Linked DNA regions of Homo sapiens: region 2 is linked to region 1. A link is a loop called in an ENCODE intact Hi-C map of the cell type or tissue named here. Cell type or tissue: ovary. All regions are shown on one strand. Each heading gives the region's core, and the rest is flanking DNA. Links, peaks and the distances in the headings are about the cores only.

What was found. A loop is a pair of places that touch in the nucleus more often than their neighbours do. Peaks named below come from ENCODE experiments on the same cell type or tissue, not always from the same donor. Only the 100,000 strongest peaks of a DNase experiment are listed, where the experiment ranks them.
Region 2: a loop joins it to region 1, with 2.5 times the contacts of the local background. A loop is called at or near these places in 4 of 110 quality-filtered maps.

The regions. Positions count from the first base shown.
Region 1 is chr1:196,647,179-196,657,779 of GRCh38, forward strand. It overlaps CFH (complement factor H), which reads left to right and starts at 4,865. Exons shown (of 22, transcript NM_000186.4): 1 at 4,865-4,997. The coding sequence starts at 4,940. In ovary, for the core only: a CTCF peak has its summit at 4,883; no DNase peak of the experiment used is centred there; H3K4me3 peaks cover 3,153 bases; H3K27ac peaks cover 2,853 bases.
Region 2 is chr1:196,604,761-196,615,361 of GRCh38, forward strand. KCNT2 (potassium sodium-activated channel subfamily T member 2) reads right to left here and starts at 3,680. Exons shown (of 28, transcript NM_198503.5): 1 at 3,455-3,680. The coding sequence starts at 3,549. RefSeq lists an enhancer at 4,015-4,531. In ovary, for the core only: a CTCF peak has its summit at 4,542; DNase peaks (open chromatin) are centred at 3,891, 4,201 and 4,551; H3K4me3 peaks cover 1,797 bases; H3K27ac peaks cover 2,274 bases.

The sequences.
Region 1 (10,601 bases), core at 1,145-9,144:
CAGTAATTTATTTAATTTGTCATTTCTCTGAGTCCTTTTTCCTCCATCTATTTTAATACAACCGCCAAAGCACCATTACTTAAATAATGCATGACTTACATTTCTTCCTCAATTAGATCTATCAAAGATTCTTTATTGCCTGTAAAATAATTTGCAAGTTTTTGATCTGGAATTCAAACCATTCCTCATTTAAAGCTCCTTTTACTTCTTCCACAATTTCCTTGTGCAAAACCACTGCTCCAATGTGAGTCTTCTCATTAATTCTAGATTAGTCCCCACACTTTCCTATTCTTCACAGTCTCAGTGGTACTCTTCCCTTAAACTACAGTGTAATATCCAAGTGTTCTTAAAATCATCCCTGATCAAAACCAGTGTTCAGTAATTTCTCTTTCTTGTAAACTTCCTTCGAAAATTTTAATCATAACAGTCATTTGTTACTTAGCATAGATATTAACTATTTCTAATTTTTTAAATATGGATTTTTCTCTAATACAAATTTATATCCTTACTCTTCTAAATTTTTAATGTCCAAATATACATAGTATGTATTTGCTGAGAATGTGCCAACATGAATATTGAAAATAAATTGGATCCATTTCATGTTTAATCTTAGTATTAATAGTTAACTATTTACTATCTGGTCTTTCTAATGGTAATCTAATACTACATAATAATTTTATGAGTTTAAGGCATAATATGTTGCTAATTTTCTTATGTTCTGAATTTCTTTATAATAGACTTTTGTAGTTTTGAAAAGTATTGATGAAAAAAGGGAAACAAAAACACTCAATTGACGTTAGCCATCAGTCTTTGAAAAAAGGTAGGATAAAGAAAAAATAGTAAAAATAATACATCTGAAAGATATTTGTTGAAATTAATTCAAGAGGATTATTTCTACTTGGATAGTAGAGTGGCATTTTACATTCAACAATTGCAAATTAGGTGAAGATTTGTATAGCAAAATCATTCCTGTATGTACTTTAAATTATCCACAAACATATATATGTGTGTGTGTACCTTCAATACTTTTACAGTATATGCATAATTGTAAAATAAATAAATGTGAAGCATACACTAGAGTACATATGTGAATATTTTACTATATTTTTAAACACATATTTTAAACACAGACCACTGGATTTGATACCTGGCTCCAGCAATGTCTTGTGACCTTAAGGGAGTTGCTAAAATGTTCTGTGGTTCAGTTCAGTCATCTATACCTTTGAAAGAGTAATAGTCTCCCATTTCATTGTGTTGCATTAAGTATTGAATAAATGTGCTTAGATCTGTGCCTGGTATATAATTAACACTCAATAATATTAATCTTAGTAAGTTTCTGGAATACTCTCCAAGTGATAATATTGCTATTAGAATAGAAACCACTATTGGAAATTTAAGCCCCAGGTAAAATGTTTGGATTCATACTCAAACAGATAAAACTAAGGAAGGAATAAAGAAGAAGTTTAAATGATCTAGTATGTCAACATATGTGTTATCAGTTAAATCAAATTAAACTTCAGAATGATAGTTCAGAATTCGAATTTGCTTGATTATTCATATATCCATGCTATTTTATTTCTTATTTTTCTCAGAACAAATGACTAAGTCTAACTCTTATTCCTTATATTTTTATTACAAAAATAAAAATAAAAATAAAATAAAATGTAAAATTCACATTGGAAGCAAAATTAGAGTTAGGGTGGGCCATTTAATATGAGAAAATGACCAATGCAAAAGAAGGATATCACAATTCTAAATACGTATGCAAGCATCATCATAGCCCTAAAATATATAAAGATTCACAGCATTAAACAGGGAAATACACAAATCCACATTTATAATGGGAGATGTAATACACCCTTTCAATATCTGATGGAATAATCAGACAAAAACATAATAAAAATACAAAAGATTTTAACAAATTACAAACTTGACCTACTGACATAGGTAGAATTTTGACTATAATGGGCCATAAAGAAAGACTCATCAAATTTTAAAACAGTGTAATTATTTAGAATATGAAATTAAAAAAGAAATCAATTTAAAAGATAACTAGAAAGCCAAAGTTCCCAGAAATTTACACTTTAGAAAAGTTTTAAAAATAAACTATTACAGTAAGAAGAGCTTGGTGATATAGACCCACACATATCCAGCACCTGACTTATGACAAAGGTGAAAGCATGTCAGTACAGAGGAAAGAATGATACTTTCGTTGAATAATGCTATAACAATTGGATATCTCTATTTTAAAAATGCATCTGGAGCTTTTTATTATGCTATACACAAAAGACAATTACAGTTGTTCTAAAGGTCTTAAATGTGAAAGATAAAATAATTCTTTTAGAAGAAAAGCATTGTGTTCTAGGACTAGGCAAGCTTTCATTAAATAGGACACATAATGCACTAGTCATAGAAAAAAATTGAAAATTTGCTCTATTTTAAAATTAAGGAATTCTTTTTATTATTATAAAAGACATGTAATACTGAATAGAAAGAAAACCCACAGACTGGAAGAAGGTATTTATAATACATATTAATAAGATTATTTTCATATCTAGAATATATAAGTAATTATATATAAACAGTTCCTACACTCCAATAAGTCAAAGACAAACAACTCAATAAGAAAAAAATATGCAAAGGATTTGAATAGAACCTTTACCAAAGAGGGTATCTAAATGACCAGTTACCACAGGAAAGTTTCTCAACTTCATGTTAAGGGCAGGAGACAGGGAAATACTGGGTAGAAGAGGGTGGTCCCCAAGCAAAGGCCCCACCCTCAAGCCTGAAGACCTGTGGCCCTAAATGAGGACAGGCATTTCAGGTTTCACACCCAAAAAGTTGCCTTTTGGCCCGCCATGCCCCGCTGTCGTACCCCCATATAAATCCCAAACTCCAAGCTCCAGAAGAGACCTACAAGTGAGGAGACGGAGAGGCAAGCCGACAAACAGGCCTGCGATGGCAGAATGACACAGCAGAGAAAGAGAGGAGGGACATCTGGACTCCGAGGGGAGTTTGGCCAGGGACGGGTGGAGAAGAGTCTGGCCACTGGGAGGCCTGACACTGGGCGAAGGTCACCTTCCCACTCCATCTTGCTGACAGCCACCTCCACCACTCAATAAAAAGTTGCCCTCATCCCTCGAGCCCCCGTGTGATCCGATTCTTTTGGGACACTGGGCAACAGCTGGGGATATAGAGGGCTATTTCACTGTCCCACTACCCATGAGATAAGGAAGAGGGTTTGTTGAGCTGATTAACACATAAACCATTTGCAGATGGCAAAGCTAAAGGAGCACACTGTAACATACGCCCACTTGGGCTTCGGAAATCGCAGACACCCACCCCTAGATGCTGCTGTGAGGCCAGAGCCCGAAAGCGCTCACTCCGGTTCCCGCACCGGTGCATCTGTGTGCTCCCCCTCCCCGTAAGGGGTTTGAGCTGCAGGGCGACCTAACTGGCAAGCCGCACACCTGTTGCATGTCCTTCAAGGGGAATCAGGGATCTCTCACATTTCAATTAGTCATCAGGAAAATTCATATTATAACCACGGAGAATTATTGCTTTGTGTTACCAGAAAAGCTAAAATTACAAGGATTAAAATTACCAAGTATCTCTGAGGGTATGGAGCAACTTGGACACTGCTGATAGAAATGTCAAGTGATGTCAAGTGTTATAATCCATTTGGAAAATTGTCTAATTTTATCCATTACACCTAAACATAAATTATGTCCCAGTGTTTCACTACCAAGTATGCACTTACCAGAAATGTGGATTGTGTTTACCAAAAACCTCATAATATAAGGCCCATAGCAGCACTATTCATACCAGCTCCAAACTAAAATCTGCTCAAATGCTCACTAACAGGCACACAGATAAATAAAATGTGAACTATTCAAAAAGTGGAGTATTAAATCGCAATAAGAATGAACTATCTGTAACTACATCTAACAATGTGTTTGAATGGTCCAAACACAATTTTTGGTGAAAAACTCTAAACATAAGAATAAACTGCTTCTTTTTCATTATACAAAGTACAAAAGCCAGACAAATATATTCCATGTTCTTGAAGATCAGAATCGTGGTCTCTGTGTGTGGGGGGTGTGGGAGAGGGTTGAGAGGCGTATTGACTGAAAAGGAGTACTGGGGTTTTCTGGGATGTAATAATGTTCAGTGTTTTGACCTTGGTGGTGGTTTCACAGGTATCTTTACCTTCTCAATATCCAGCATATGATTTATGTTTTCCTTATACATATTACACTACAATACAAAGTTTTAAAAATCAGCATTTCAATTTGTTGATTTTTGGATTATTAAACCTATTTACGTCAAATGAGAGTGAGCCAGTTGCTTCATACACATATACAAAAAGTATTTAGAAAACTAATTTCATAAATTGCTAGAAAAGCAGACCCCCAAATTCATCAAGCACTGCATTCTTGGCAAAGTTTGTACACATTGTCTGGGTGCTGATTGTGAAAACATTGCCTAAACCAAAGTTTTGTATGTGATTTCTTTTAAAGTTTCTCTTATTTCCTGTTCTGAGGTTTATACACAATAGACCCGAATAGAGTTTGAATAATTGAAGGGTTTATGAAATCCAGAGGATATCACCAGCTGCTGATTTGCACATACCAAGAACATGAACATTTTCCAACGGAGAATTTCCCTAGCTTAATAAGAAAAAGTCCAAGAGCCGGTCACAGCATTAACATTTAGTGGGAGTGCAGTGAGAATTGGGTTTAACTTCTGGCATTTCTGGGCTTGTGGCTTGTGGTTGATTTTTTATTTACTTTGCAAAAGTTTCTGATAGGCGGAGCATCTAGTTTCAACTTCCTTTTGCAGCAAGTTCTTTCCTGCACTAATCACAATTCTTGGAAGAGGAGAACTGGACGTTGTGAACAGAGTTAGCTGGTAAATGTCCTCTTAAAAGATCCAAAAAATGAGACTTCTAGCAAAGATTATTTGCCTTATGTTATGGGCTATTTGTGTAGCAGAAGGTAAGATTAAAAGAGACTCTTTTCTGAAAACTGTATTATGAAACATTTGCTAATGATGCTTTTCACAGGAGTAATAAAAATTTGATTTAGAAAATGTGCTTAAGTATTCTGTAACTTGACAATTGAGTGGCTTTTGACATTGTTGAGTTTAAAAAATGTAAGAACCTTATTTGAATGGTATATCTAAATATTCATCATAATTATATTTAATATAAAATAGAATAAAATGTTTTAATAAACATTTCTGAAAAACTATGATCTGGAATAATCATTTCCCTTGTAATTATCATAAAATGTAATTTACTTTTTTGCTTAGGAGTATAACCAAAATGTATTATGTGAAAGCATTAAGAAGGATGTGAATATACATAGTCAATAAAAGCCATCAAATCATAATGATTAGATTTATTTCAAATATGATTTTAACTCTTCCTAAATAAAAATTCATTTATCATTTACAACTGATATTGTCATGACCTTAGAATTCTTGTAGACAAGTATTACTTGTATTATCAGAATAAAAATATTATATAAATTTGAAACCCAATTGAATATACAATATTTGTAACAGTTAAGTTGTTCAATAGAGATTTTTTTCCTGTAGTTGTATATAACATATATTCTTGAAGAGCAGTCTTTTGGAGTAGTGAATATGAATGTAGGAGTTTTTTTCTGACCTCAGTAAGACAATTTCTGGATTCATAATAAAATTTAATTATATCACTGCTTCTTGATAGATTAAAAAGCTTATTCTTGGAGGAGGTTTGCTTTCCTAGTTTTTGATAGGTAACCAGTTATGTGATAGATATTTGGTAAACATTTTTAAACTGAATGAATTACATATTATTCATAATTTCTAAAATCTTTTCACTTAGTAAAGAAATTTTGATTGAGTGACCATTACATAGCCTCTAGGAACTGAAGAATATTAGCAAATAATACAAATCTCTGTTTCAGTCTTCCAATCTAGAAAATAAAAGCAGATATATTCTTATAGTTATACACTTTGGTAATTTAAAAAATATTCAAATATGTTTAATACCTTTTGAAAGGTTGAATTATTTTCAGTTATATTTTCTAATGTTATTGCTTGTTCTTTGGCTTGTAAACTTTATATGTAGCCACTTTTTAAATGAAGAAAACAATTATTTCCTTGTACATATAAATATTATAATTAGTATTTTAAAATGAAACCTTTTTGTATTTACAAACAGTTCCAGAACAATGTCAATATTACCTATTGTAAAAGACATCTTTTTCTGTTTCTTTGTGTAAATATTTCTGTCTTTTCTTACTAAATTTATGGGAATGTTTCTAACGTTTCATACCTACATACTGTTTGCTCCAGTTTTACATAGATACCATTTGTCATATAAGGGAGATTTGTTTTATTTCTAATCTTTAAAATCAAGAATCAATGGCAAGTTTAATAAACAGTTTAAGTTATTAAAAAGTTGAATTTGAAATATTATTAAAATAGAGTACATCAAAGTATATGTGATAATTAAACAATAGTGATTTAAACATCTTATTTACATAATTGATTATTGCTGACTTGTTTCACTTTTATTTTATTTTTCATCAATGTGTGTTTAAATGTGGTATCAGTTTCTACTGGTGAATTGAACATCGGCACTATATATGTTATGGTGAAAATGATATAAATCTGATTATTTCCTAAAAGATAAAGCACAACTTTGTATTTAAAGCAATGCTTAGGCCAGCCTCATAATTTTCATAAAAGCACATGTAATGCAAAAGCCAATGGAGAAAAACTACATGAATTTTCAGTGGATATCAGACTCCTAATTTATTCCTTGTTTCCCAAATACTCTCTGAAACTAAACTAGTTCGAGATGTCCATCAGTTCTATTAATCTACCATATCTAAAAAATTTTTACTTAACAGAGTAGCTTTGATCATGAAAAATACTCACATATATTTCAATATTTGCTTCTGTTTATATTTTCCACATTGAATACTGAATACCAAATTGAGAAGATAGTTTGAATACTATCACAATCTGCTTTATTCAACAGCATAACATTTTAGCATTACTTCTGCTCTGTTAAGAGTGAACTTTCTTCAAAAAAAACACTATTCATTACTAAGAAAGAATTATAGCCAGCAGGAATAATTTGTAATTTCAGCTTTCTATTTGTTTTCTTTTTTTAATATATTGGGTACTACATAGAACCTTTCTAATGCAATATATTGTCTACAATAACATTTCCAATTGTGTAGGAACGTTAATTGCCTCCTTGTTTTAACAGTCTGGCTCAGGGGGTCACTGCAGGCTACTAAGAATTGGGTCAGATTTACAGGACAAAGTTTAAAATAACAGTTTCTCAATCGTACCACCTAATTTCACCTTTTTGAAATATAGTATGACCAAGGTTTTGAATATATTATGACCAAGCAGATTTTTTAGATTTAGGGTCTAACAATTGTGTACTATATGAAATTAGGCCACAGCCCAGAAATTCCAAGATGATTAAAGTGAATAAATTAAAACTCTACTGAAACATGTTCAAGTAAATACTGGCTGTGTTGTTTGGGAGACATGTTTTTTAATCCTGGAGATTTAGAGTGCAGAAACGTTATTTCAGGTCCCAGAAGACTTTATAGATCAGAGATTGATGGATTCCATTACAGTCAGAGAAAGGAGAATAGTGGTCTAAAATCCTAAATTGTATGTTTGAATTTCAGTGTGATAAATAAGAATTCCCCTTTGCTCCCCCAAACCCCCATATTTTCAGAGATAGTAGTATGTGTATTTATCTATATGGTGTGATTTAAATTGTGCGATGGCCCAATTGGCTTCAATATCTCATCTCCTCCTAAAATACTTTACGTGTTGATATTAATATTACTATAATTTCAACCAATCTGTCATTTACATGGAATGACAAATACACTGAATACATATTTTAGGATAGTTAAATTTAGTATTATTCATAATTTACTTTGAATTATTATCATCTGACAACTTCCCTGAAACAATTTCAGTGGGCGGGGGAGGGTAGAAATGGATGTTGATGAGGATAAGAATAGAACAAAGTGATTCTGGAAGATGGGGTTTTCCCAGGTAGGACAGATCTGCTGGTTGAAGTGCTATAGTGAGTGCTATAAGAGAAGGGGTAGAGAAAATGCCCACAGAAATGGCACGAGCCTGAGACGTCTGCCAAGGCAAGCTTTGCTTATTTTAAATTTAGGCATATCCTGGGAATGCATATGCTACTCTTTTGCCTACATATAATTTAAACTAAAAATGAAATATCTAAGTATTGCTAACTAAAATTATTCTTAGGTAGAAGTAAGTTCCCAAATATAAGTTCAAAAGCAGATTGGTAAATGTTCTTCATGTGTGGCCTTTGGTTTCTAAGATCTGAGCCAGTCTACATTGACCCACTTTTATTTGCTTAATCCTCGATTGTTTATTCTGCAGTCTTTTGCCACTTTTCATTCTTCCCAGTTATGCCTTCTCCTCCTCCCCACACACACCATCCCCCACCTGCCTAGGCCTTTGAGATTCTGCCACCCAATCTATCCCGTGCTCAGTTAACTAACGTGTACTTTACCCATTTCTTCACAAAACCATAGTACATGGAAAGGGGATGATGTAATTGACAAAAAAGTATTGCATTTTAGCTTAAAATTATAAGGAGTCATAAAAAGATAGCTCAGAGGAAATAAAGTAACTGAACATCAAAAAATGAAACAATAAAAAGGAAAGAAAAAACATTTGACAGAACACTTTTATTTCTTCTGACATTTTAACTTAGCCAAGTTTTTCATAAACCTTGTTAACTGGAAATGTAATAGATAGAAAAGTGATTATTCTTCCAGGCCGGGCATGGTGGCTCACACCTGTAATCCCAACACTTTGGGAGGCCCAGGTGGGTGGATCACCATGTCAGGAGTTCGAGACCAGCCTGACCAAAATGGTGAAACCCCATCTCTACTAAAAATACAAAAATTAGCCAGGCGTGGTGGCGCGTGCCTGTAATCTCAGCTACTCAGGAGGCTGAGGCAGGAGAATTGCTTGAATCAGGGAGGCGGAGGTTGCAGTGAGCTGAGATCATGCCATTGCCCTTCAGCTTGGGCGACAGAGGGAGATTCCATCTCAAAAAGAAAAAAAAAAAAAAGAAAGAAAGAAAGAAAGAAAAGGAAAAAGCAATATTCTTTCAGAAACTCCTGAACTGTAACATAAATTTAAGCTTAGGACACATAGGTCAGATGTACAATGGAATTACAAATGTTAGAGTTTCCTGGGTTCTTGCAACAGAGTTTTAAGTGCACTAAACAGTTATCACCTTGTCTTCTCTTATATTTTCTAGTCACTACTGTCTACTACGCTTTTTCCACAGGCTGTCCATAATCTACAGATATAATGGAAAGGCTTCCAGATAGTTTCATTGTTACTCATCTGTTCTTTCGCTCATTCATTTTTCCATCACTTTAACTTCCACAAGTACTACTTAGTAATACTTGGTACAATGTGTGTTGCGTTTTTTTTTTTTTTTCTCTATTTTCAGGGTCCTAATTGTACTGTCTCTTTGTGGCTGAGTTCGTTTTTTGTGACTGGAACAATAACTGGCATTAGAAATTAGCTATTCAAATACACATTTCAAGAAAGTTGTGGAATTTCAACCCATGTTCTGATAGTATCTTGTTTTATCTCTAATTATGACATACTTGTTATTCTATCCAACTTCATGTGACTATCGTCTATTCTCCTATCTGCTTTTTATGGTTCTGGAATTTTCTTCTTGCTCTTTTCACTGTTAAGTTGTTTGTTTGTTTGTTTGTTTGTTTTGAGACAGGATCTCGCTTTGTTGCCTGAGGCTGGAGTGCCCACGCTGGAGTGCAGTGGTGCGATCATAGTTCACTGCAGCTTCCAACACCTGGGCTCAAGCAATCCTCCTGCCTCAGCCTCCCACACCTAGCTAAATTTTTTTCTTTTCTTTTTTCTTTTTCTTTCTCAAATGCCTATTAAGTGTGACATAATCTCTATTCTGCTTTGTCTCTAGAGTTTGTTTCTTTAAACAATTCTTTACTCTGTTTACAAAGGTATATATGTTACTTCTGAAATGATCTTTATTCTCATGTTATTTATAAAATAATTTGAATATTTCTTATTTTGAAAAGCTAATTAGATCATATCGTATATATGCATATAGAATTGACCCTTGACCAATATGTGCTTGAACTTCAGGGGTCTGCTTACTATGTGAATTTGTTTCAACTAAACCTGGGTCAAAAATACAGTATTGGTGGGTTGCAAAACTTAAGCATAGGAAAAACTGACTTTTCGTACATGCGGTTTCCAGAGAGCCAAATGTAGAATTTAAGTATGTGCAGATTTTGGCCTGTGTGGGAGTCCTGGAATATATATCCCCTGTGTATACCAAAGCCAAAGGATTATTGAATAAATAGTATTACTATAGATCAGTGAGAAGATAAGAAAGAAATTTAATGCAAAATACCTATTTTTGCTATTTCTGTTTTGTTCATTTGCTTTATTTTTTTCCAAATTGATTTTGTAACTTTGCTTTATAATATATTCTGATACCTACTAAGTTTAGAAGTAGGCTATTTAAA
Region 2 (10,601 bases), core at 1,517-9,516, 42 kb before region 1:
CATAATATACAATTTTAGCATACAATATACAATATTTTATAATACATATATTACAAAAGCAATGCATATCTGTTACATATACACTATATACATTACATGTACATTATGCCAGTGTATGTGTATGTGTTTTTACCTACACAAAAGGTGGCACAATATAAATTTAGATGACCTACTTATCCAAAGTTGATTCACAGAAAATCTATGGTATGGAATACACATTTCCTACACCTAATAGGCCCATCAATATTATGTCTTTAACAACACCCATTTGAGCATCTATCATATGCTTCATTCATTTTCATGTGCCAGTCAACTATGACCTAAGATGGAGTTTGAAATTCTTACAGTGAGGAACAAGGTAGAAAGTGTTTATACTCCTACATTTGGAACACAATTCCCCCATCATTACAAGGATGTGGCTCTCTACATCCAGAAAACAGCTATCTTGATGCAGATTCTCCCAGAAGGTAAGCTTGAGATAGGATTGCAGCAAAAGCAGTTCATTTGGGAATTGATCACAGATAAAATACCAGTAGGGGAGAAGAGAGACAGAAGCCAATAAAGCTTTCAGTATTAAGCCAGTTATCACTGCGGGCAAGTGGAGCTCAGTCCCTTTGGACACAGTGTAGAACATGCTTCAGAATTCTCCAAGCTAAGGAGCAAGGAAGCAAAAGTATTGATTCAGAAACAGCCTATTTACTCAGTGACACTCCAGCTTGTTCTCCAAGCAGGACTTGGATGCACCTGAGGTTGGTGGTGGGGAGAAAACCTCATGCAGGAGGTGTTCAAAGAAAGTTGCTTTGAGAATATGGGCAGAGCACTAAATGTATCTGTTGTTGGAAATGATCTACCTACTCCTACATGAAAGAGGGCTTCCTCCTCAACTCTATAAGAATTGAGTCCAAGAAGATAACTGAGTAGAATGAGATTGCTATCCAGGCGTAATTGCAAAGAGGAATTTGTCACCATATTATAGACAAGGAAGATGACTTTACCTACCACATATTAGCTTAGGAGTCTGAAAAGGGAGAAAAAAAGGATTGCAAAGGGCAAATCAGAAGTGAAGAAGGGAACTAATATTTAATGAGCACCTAAACTATGCTAGGTGCTGTAAATTATTCTTATAAGTTCAAATAAATTAAGTGAAAAGAACTTAAGAATTTCTTGAGGGATTTGAATAATAATAAACTGAACTGAAGAGTTATCTTTACACTGATAAGATATAATATCCAAGACACGTATTTAATTTACCAAAATTTCAGTTTCCTTGTGCCTAACATAATTGCCTGCTATTCAGAGTTTGTCTGAGGATTAACTAAGAAAGAACATACCGCACAGTTAAAAGAACTTGGGAGTACTTATTTCCAACTAAATGTTAGTTCTGCGCCTCTCCATCCTTCCTCTTGTCACAGTTTTATAAGGTAGACAGTATAATTCCCATTATAAAAAATAATATTGCTGAATCTCATAATGGCTGAATGACTTTCCCAAGGCCACTCAGCTAGTGAAGGAAACAGCCAAGGACTGAATCTGGGTTTCTCTGATTCCAAGTATCTTGCCTTCAAAGATTAACAACAAATGGAACCAAAACCAAAGAATAGTTTTCCATGAAGCCACAAAAGTAGCCAAATCCTTAAAAATGGTTGAATGATTGTTTTAAATATTTAATAACTTATTTTAGTAGTAAATGTGGCCTGCTTTTTAAGTTAAAGTTGGGCTAGCATAACCTTTTAATAGAACATAAAATTTTAACCATTCTGCAAAACTTTTTTAATATGGCACTGATCCATTTAGGCAGTGTTCAACTAACCAAAATTCTTAATTACTAAAATATTTCTGCAGCATCCTTAGAAAAATGAGGGCAACCACATGAAAATTAACATATTGGATATGATATTTAAAACAAACAAACAACAATACCATCACTATAACCAAAGTATGTGCTTTATGTGTTTAATCTATCTCACACTTTCTACAAAGAGGATTTCTATTCTATATAATGATCCTGAGGTCCTGAACTAAATATACATTCAGTCACTAGGAACACCATGCTACACTTACTAAGCCATTTAACCAGGCTAATGCAGTTTATCTAAATGTCAATTTGTATTACAAATTCACTTAAAAATTATTTTCTTTATCTTCAGTTTACCCAAACACTTTACAAGAATACTGAGAAATTGGTATTACTTCTTTAAATTTTTAGCCAATATGTGTGGTTTTGCCTAAAAAAGAGATTGAACCAAAATATCCTCTACAAAACATCCATCTCCTTTCAAATTACTAATATGAGACCAAACAAGATGCCCATAATTGATGCTCAAGATAAAATCCTCAGTGTGTAGAGACAGGAGTTGGTATTGGGAGCTGAAAAGGTGAAGAAAAGAAATAGAGTGTATTGGTCAGTGGTGAATGAGGAGGGGATTTTGGATTGGACCAATAATGGATCTTTTATATAACTAAAATAGCACATCAATACTAAACTAAACTTCAATGAAACATTTCAATTGAGTTGAGAACCTAGTTAGTATACATGTATTATTTTAAAACAAAGAAATGTGGCATGTGATATATGGGATGACTATTCCAGAAAATACTAAATTCGCTGAAATACAAAATGTGCTTGAGACAGAAATAGACAGAGGAATTTCAGAAGTTTGTGCAAAGCAGTAATGCTATAAATAAAACACATGAACAATATTTTGCTAACAATAAATATTCTAGTTTTGAAACTTAATTTTAATTTTGAGACATATATTCTGTTTCAGTTAAAAAAATATACTAGTTATGAAAAGGTTGTATCATGTTATACAAACATCATTATTCATAATGGTCAGAGTCACCTGTTCAAAGTGAGTATATTGTATTAAAAAGGTTGTCATTTTCACTAACTACCTGTTACATATTTAAACCAATTGTCTACTTAAAACTCCAAAATGTTTAAACAGCATAAAATTTCCAGTGCCAAGTAGATACCTACTCAAGACAACACAGACAAGGAGGAGGTAAATAGACTCAGGAGATTTTAAGTTTCTAATGTGCTTTTTCAAACAACTTGCATGCAATTTTGAGTTTGATTAACCACACCTAAGGAAAAAATGCAAATTTTCTGGAAATGATATTGCATACCATTTGGGTGTATTGTACCTCTGATACCAGCCTTATACACATCCTAGAAAAGCACAGATAGACAAAAGAATAAGCACCAAATGAATGCAATAAATACCTTGCAAGAATAAGAAAAGTGTAAAGAAAAAGAGTTCCTTATCTATAGCAACAGTTATATAGAGTCAAAATGGAGAGACAAATCAGAGTCTCTTTTACTCCCTCCCCCAGCCTAGTCTCCCTCTCTGGCTCCGTTTTCCTTTTCTCCCTCCTTTCCCCACTTCGGCCCTCCCATTTCCGTCTCTTTTTCAGCAATATTTACAGAACAATCCTCCACCACACCACTCACCTGTCGTCGTTTTGCCATCCTTGGTCCCCTAGCAGCAAATCTCGAAACCTGTACCTGGGAGGCAGAGGGGGCACTTCGCTCTCCAAATCAACCATCCTTCCTCAAAGAGTGGGAAACATCAAACAACAAATGGAGGAGAGGAGGGAGAAAGAAAGAAAATATTGCGGAGTACAGGGAGAGGACTAACAAGACGCTGTGGCCGAGAGAGGGATGGGAGAAGGGGAAGGGGACAGGGAGGGGGAGGGGGTCCGCTTGGAGCCGGAAGCTAAGGCTTGAAAGGGGGCTGGCTCCTCTTTCCCGAGGGTGTAATGGGGATGATGCAAACCCAACCCAGGAGCAAAAGTCTGGCTCTGACAAGAATCAACGCTGCCAAGGAACCGCCCCCAGGCTCGGCACCGCCTCTGGTCCCCAGGACTAGGGGGAGGCGGGTATAAAAAGTTACTTCGCCGAAAAAGACGCGCGGTGCCTAGAAAGAGGGGAGAGGGGTGGGAGTGAGCGCCGCTTGATGGTGAAGCACTTTCCTTAAAGGCAGTTGCCAGATCCTCCCAGAGGGCAGCCTCCCGGCTACTGTTCCCTCGGGCGGGCTTGCATCCGGCACAGCCCTGAGCTGGCGGGAATCGGGGGCGGTGGGTTTCGGCCCCAGACGCGGCCAACCCGGCTCTCCCCGCAATCTCCCTGTGGAGATGGAGCTGGAGGCCCAGCCAATGAGACTCCCCCTCATTAGCATAGCACAGTGACGGCACGGGGGTGCCTTGGGGACAACCAATGGGGGCGAGCTAATTAGCGGATTGCGGGGCTCCAGACCCTTCTCTGGGAGGAGGGGGGCCAGGGTGCTTGGAGTGTTCCACTATGCCACGAGCTCCCTCGCTTTGATTGCCTTCAGTCCAGGTGGGCGGGATGAAAAAATTGCACGTTTCTGGAAAGGGAATCCCCACTCTCAGCCCCAGGAAAATCCCATTTTTTTCTCACATTCTGAAAGAAGGGAGGTGTTTCCCTGAACTCGGGGAAAAAGAAGGGCCACCTTAGGCCGCTGAAGAGAAGCATTTAGATGACAGGGAAAGCACATGGAAACGCACTGAGGATTTTACAGTGGTGAGTTGCTGTTACTGCTGTCGCTGCTACTAGCAGCGTTGTGGGCTTCCAGGTGGCCTGGCCTCAGCCTTCGGTCCCCTCCTATTAGTGGTTCACACGGAGGAAGAAGTGAGCCCGAGAGAACAGGGTCTGTTTTTCAGTAAGAACCACTGCTTACATGAACCCTGCTACACAAGCTATGGTTCTATTTGCGCTTACCGTTCTTTCCTTCAAAAACTGATTGCATCAGAGTATATACAGACCGAATACCAACCACCTGACAGCCTGGGCCGGAGGATAACCATATGGCTTCTCCTGCCCTTACTTAAGAACCGCTCTGTGTGGAGGAACAAGCTTGTTCCTTGATAAATGGATACGATGTGAGAGACAATAATCAAAGAACATACAGAGGGATTTGGAAATACCTGTGAGGTACACATACTTCTTCGAGGTGGGGGTCAAGGAAGACATTGAAAATGAACCAAGCCTTCTATATTCGTTCGCAGCCTACTTTAGGGAAAAGAGCAAAGGTGAAGCAAGCAGAGAGAATAGTATGAGTAGAGGCATAGGGATTTTTTAGAATATTTGGCTTATCCAGAAAATAGTGATTAATTTGGCATGATTAATGCTCAGTAGAGGTCATGTAGCAGAGGGTTTATTTAAGAAGCTAGAAATGAAGGAAGAAATTACCAAAACTTGTAACATCAAATGAAATACAATGACTACTGAAACCTGAAGAATAGCAGTTGAAATAAAAGTCATACTGTTTGTCTCTGTCTTCAAAATCCTACTCATCCTTCCAGACCCATCTCAAATTACATATCCTCCATTAGATTTCTTGGTTTTTCCAGCTTCTTATGATGTCTTCTTCCTTTGAACCCCTTTGTTTGAACCCTTCATAACCCATGTGAGTATTTTGCCTGGAATGCTTACTATAACCTGACCCGCTATACGATTATCTGTGCGTTTTTCTTTCAACTCTTCCCCTCTCCCTGTGGCTTAGCTGCCTCTAGCACGGGACCTTCAAAATAGCCACATTTCAACAAATAGGTGTGGAGTTGCATTAAAAGCTATTAAATCTAGGAAATTAAGCATGTTTTTTTCCATCCATGCTTGCACTCCTGTGGTATGTGTTTGTTTATGAAATCATAATTTAGCACGAACTTTTGTAATTACTTTGCTAAATAAGAAAGTAATATTGCTACATTATTAGTTTATACAGATAGAGATAGAGAGAGAGATCTGGTTTATATTTTAGACCTTATCATCTCCTATTAAAATGATTCTATTAATTTTATTTGTAATGTTCCAAGTTAATATTTATAGTTACAGTCTAACTGTATTATTTGGATGACAGAAAATCTGAAATATTTACATATCATTAACAGACTAAAAATCAAGACACTGAAAAAAGAAAAAAAATAGCAATCGATTGTTAGTCCTGGGATGCTGGAGGTTAGAGGGTAAAGTAACATTTTACTTAAAAGAAAGCTATGTGCCTCTATTTTACCTTTTGTGAAAATCTTAGTCATTTGGCTTCCAAATACTCAGATAAAAGTTTAGGAGAGAACAAATAGTACATTAAAAATAAATAAATAAGAAAAAACCTACTCAGCTAATACTGTGTGCCATTATGGATACAAACTATACAAAGTAATGTGCTCAGGGCAACCAATTGGAAACTACCACATTGATGATATTTTGATTCTCTGGTGTGTCTTGAAATTGTCCAAGTGAATTTTTTTTACTATAAACTTAAGAAAATTAGAAGAATAATGTATTATAGGAAATGCTATTGATATGGTTTGGCTCTGTGTTCCCACCCAAATCTCATCTTGAATTGTACTCCTATAATTCCCATGGGTTGCAGGAGGGACCCGGTGGGAGACAATTTGAATCAAGGCAGTAATATACGCCGTACTGTTCTCATGATAGTGAATAAGTCTCGTGGGATCTGATAGTTTTATCAAGGGTTGCCGCTTTTGCATGCTCCTCATTTTCTCTTGCCACCGCCATGTAAGAAGGACCTTTAGCCTCTCATCATGATTCTGAGGCCTCCTCAGCCATGTGGAACAACTGTAAGTCCAGTTAAACCTCTTTTTCTTCCCAGTCTCGGGCATGTCTTTATCAGCAGCGTGAAAATAGACAAATACAGTAAATTGGTACCAGTAGAGTGGGCATTGCTGAAAAGATACCCAAAAATATGGAAGCGACTTTGGAACTGGGTATCAGTCAGAGATTGGAACACTTTGGAGAGCTCAGAAAAAGAGAGGAAAATGTGGAAAAGTTTGGAATCTCCTAGAGACTTGTTAAATGGCTTTGACAGAATTGCTGATAATGACATGAACAATCAAGTCCAAGCTGAGGTGGTCTCAGATGGAGATGAGGAACTTGTTGGGAACTGGAGTAAAGGTGACTCTTGTTATGTTTTAGCAAAAAGACTGGCGGCATTTTGCCCCGCCCTAGAGATTTGTGGAACTATGAATTTGAGAGAGATGATTTTAGGGTATCTGGCAGAAGAAATTTCTAAGTAGCAAAGCATTTGAAAGGTGACTTGGGTGCTGTTAAAGGCATTCAATTTTAAAAAGGAAACAGAGTATAAAAGTTCAGAAAATTTGCAGCCTGACAATGCAGTAGAAAAGAAAAACCCGTTTTTTGAGGAAAAGTTCAAGCTGGCTGCAGGAATTTGCATAAGTAACAAGGAGTCAAATGTTAATCCCCAAGACAAAGGGAAAAATGTCTCCAGGACATGTCATAGGTCTCCATGGCAGCCCTGCCCATCACAGACCTGGAAACCTGGGAGGGAAAAATGGTTTCATAGGCCAGGCCTAGGGTCCCCATTCTGTATGCAGCCTAGGGACTTGGTGCCCTGCATCCCAGCTGCTCCAGCCATTGCCAAAAGGGGCCAACGTACAGCTCAGCTGATTGTTTCAGAGGGTGCAAACCCCAAACCTTGGCAGCTTTCTCCCATTTAGAAACGGGTGTATTTACCCAATACATGTACCCCATTGTATCTAGGAAGTAACTAGCTTGCTTTTGATTTTACAGGCTCATAGGTGGAAGGGACTTGCTTTGTCTCAGATGAGACCTTGGACTGTGGGCTTTTGGGTTAATGCTGAAATGAGTTAAGACTTCGGGGGACTGTTGGGAAAGCATGATTGGTTTTGAAATGTGAGGACATAAGATTTGGAGGGGCCAGGGGTGGAATGATATGGTTTGGCTCCGTGTCCCCACCCAAATCTCATCTTGAATTGTACTCCTATAATTCCCATGTGTTGTGAGAGGGACTTAGTAAGAGATAATTTAAATCCTGGGGGCAGTTTCCCCCATACTGTTCTCATGGTAGCAAATAAGTCTCATGAGATCTGATGGTTTTATCAGGGGTTTCCCCTTTTGCATCCTCCTCATTTTCTCTTGCCACTGTCATGTAAGTGCCATGTAAGTGCCATGTAAGTGTCTTTCACCTCCCTCCATGATTCTGAGGTCTCCCCAGCCATGTGGAATGTAAGCCCAGTTAAACCTCTTTTTCTTCCCAGTCTCAGGTATGTCTTTATCAACAGCATGAAAACAGACTAATACAGCTATTCTGGCATTTTTTAAAATATAGCAATATTTGGGCATTGAAACACATTTATAATTGGAAGATCATTTTGCTCCTTGTATTTTTTTTTCAGTCTTCTGTAGGTGTACTTTTTCTTTTTTGTCGTTAATTTTGACTTCTGTTTCTCCCATCTGTCTTTCTACTCTTTCATTCGTTTTTTTCTTGTCATGTCATGTCATTTCCTGCTGTTAAAATGTATTTTCCTCTTTCACTCTTTTTACCTTTGTTTCCCTTTTTCACTGTGCTCTTTTAATTGCCTACCTCATAGAGCCTTTCCTTTCTCTATGTTTTATTCTACTATGACTTGAGATTTGCTTTTTGGAAACAATTTTAAACTTAGTTCTGAACATTGCAATTTTGTATCTTACTCACTGATGTTCTTAAATCTTCTAATCAACATCTAGTGTAAGTTAGAGCAACAGAGGAGATTGCCCCACACTAAGAAAAAAGAACTTTGTAAAATGTCCTGAATGATTATGCCAATGGGGTAGAGTAAGTATTTAAAAAATGAAGATTAAGGAGAATGGCTTCCTGGTTTTAGAAATTTTATTCTTTTTATTTTCTAGAAAACATATGTGATACCTTCTCATTTCTCCTTCTTTTTTAATAAAAACATTCGTGTTTTAAAAATCTCTGGTTTCCAATACACTGATTGATTATACTGATGTTTTAACACAAAAAGAAAAGATTCATTCCCAAGGGTGAAGAATAATTTAATTAACAATTTTAACACCTTATTGATAATTAAGTTGTGATGAGCTCATAAATGTGTAATGAACACAGTTGCATTCATAGAATATGATGGGGATTTTTACCCAAAACTCAAAATATGTGTCTATCACATATGTCATTTTTATGATAAAATTCCTAAAGTTGTCAATGATTATGTCTACATAGCCCTGTAACTACTATTTGAAAATAAAATTTAAAAAGATAAGAAACTTACTATATATTAGGCTACCCACTTATAGATACTTCATCTTTGTAGGCAGAAGATGCGATAATCCACATACCTTCAAACAGCATCATTAAGCTACATAATATCTCTATGAAGGTGGTTGTATGTTCTACTATGGGTTTCTTTTTGTTGGTTTATTTGTTGTGTTTTTGTTTTTGTTTTATGCCAAGTCTCTTTTATACCAATCTACTATTTTTTATCAATAAAAATGTATTAAGTGGTTACTATGAATTGAACTTTTTGTAGTCTAATGAGTGAGGGTAAGTAAGTGCTGAGAGACAGAGAATCCAGCAGATAAACTAGAATATAATAAGCCTCAATAGTGATTAGTACAGGCCGCTGTGCTGCTAATGAGCACATAATGACACATGATTCCAGTTTTGGAAAATCAGGGAAGGCTGTCTGTAGAGGCTGATATCTATACTGAAGAATAAAAAATTGGGTGAGTAAGGTGGAGGCAAAAGTAGCAGCAAGTAAAGTATACAGGCACAAATGACAGCAATGAGAAAGCATGGGTGGATCCAGCAAATGCAAAAGCTTCATAGACTTTGAGCAGGGGCATGAGTTTGGGTGAGAAGGAGTCAAAGAAGGAGGGTGAAAAAAAGGCAAGATTGGCACCTTCATTTATTAACAACCATATCAGAAGAGCCTTGTGTACTATGCCAACAAGGTTGGGTTTTATTTTGAGGACAATGATGAATCTTTTAAGGATTTTAAGCAGGTAAGTGGCAAAGCCCAATTCATGCTTTGGAAAGATCACTGTGGTAGCAGTGTAGGTAAGTGATTGGTGGGACAAGAATGTAAGAAAGGAGACCATTTATGAGCTATACAGTATTTTAGTAGAGATATGTCAATTGTCTGAAATGAGGCAGTGGTGACAATGCACATGAAATCAAACAACAGATTTATAAGAAATTAAAATGACAGAATTGATGGGATAGTAATGGAGAGATTGTAAAACTTAATGGAGAGTGAAGAATCAATGATAATTCCTAGGCTTCTGGGATTAGTAAGTAGGTGGAGGGTATTACTGTTGGATGAGAGGGAAATACAGAAGTAGGTTTGAGTGAGAAAATGATTTTGCTTTGAACCATTTGCAAAAGGTCAAATGGAGAATTCCCGAGGGTTTGAATATATGGGTCTGAATATCAAGAGCAAATATTTTTCCAGAGATACAAAACTGGGAACGCTCAACATGTAGGTGGCTGTTGAAATTGAGGAAGGATAAATGCACCTGGTTCTTACACTATGAAAGAAGAGGTGGGTAGAGACTGAGCCCAAAGACCACTAGGGAGAAGGATGAATGGAGAGGTGGGAGCAAAACCGACGGGAATTCAACTTCTCCCACCAGAGCAGAGAGACACGTGTTCCTCTATTTTCTTGATTAGTTTTATTCTGTGACCCTTGATTCAAGCTAAAATAGATTCTATCTACAGAAATAAAAATGTAACAAAACGTGTCCTATATTCTAAGCATGTCCAGCTACATGAGCAGAATCATTTTATTTCAGCAACACT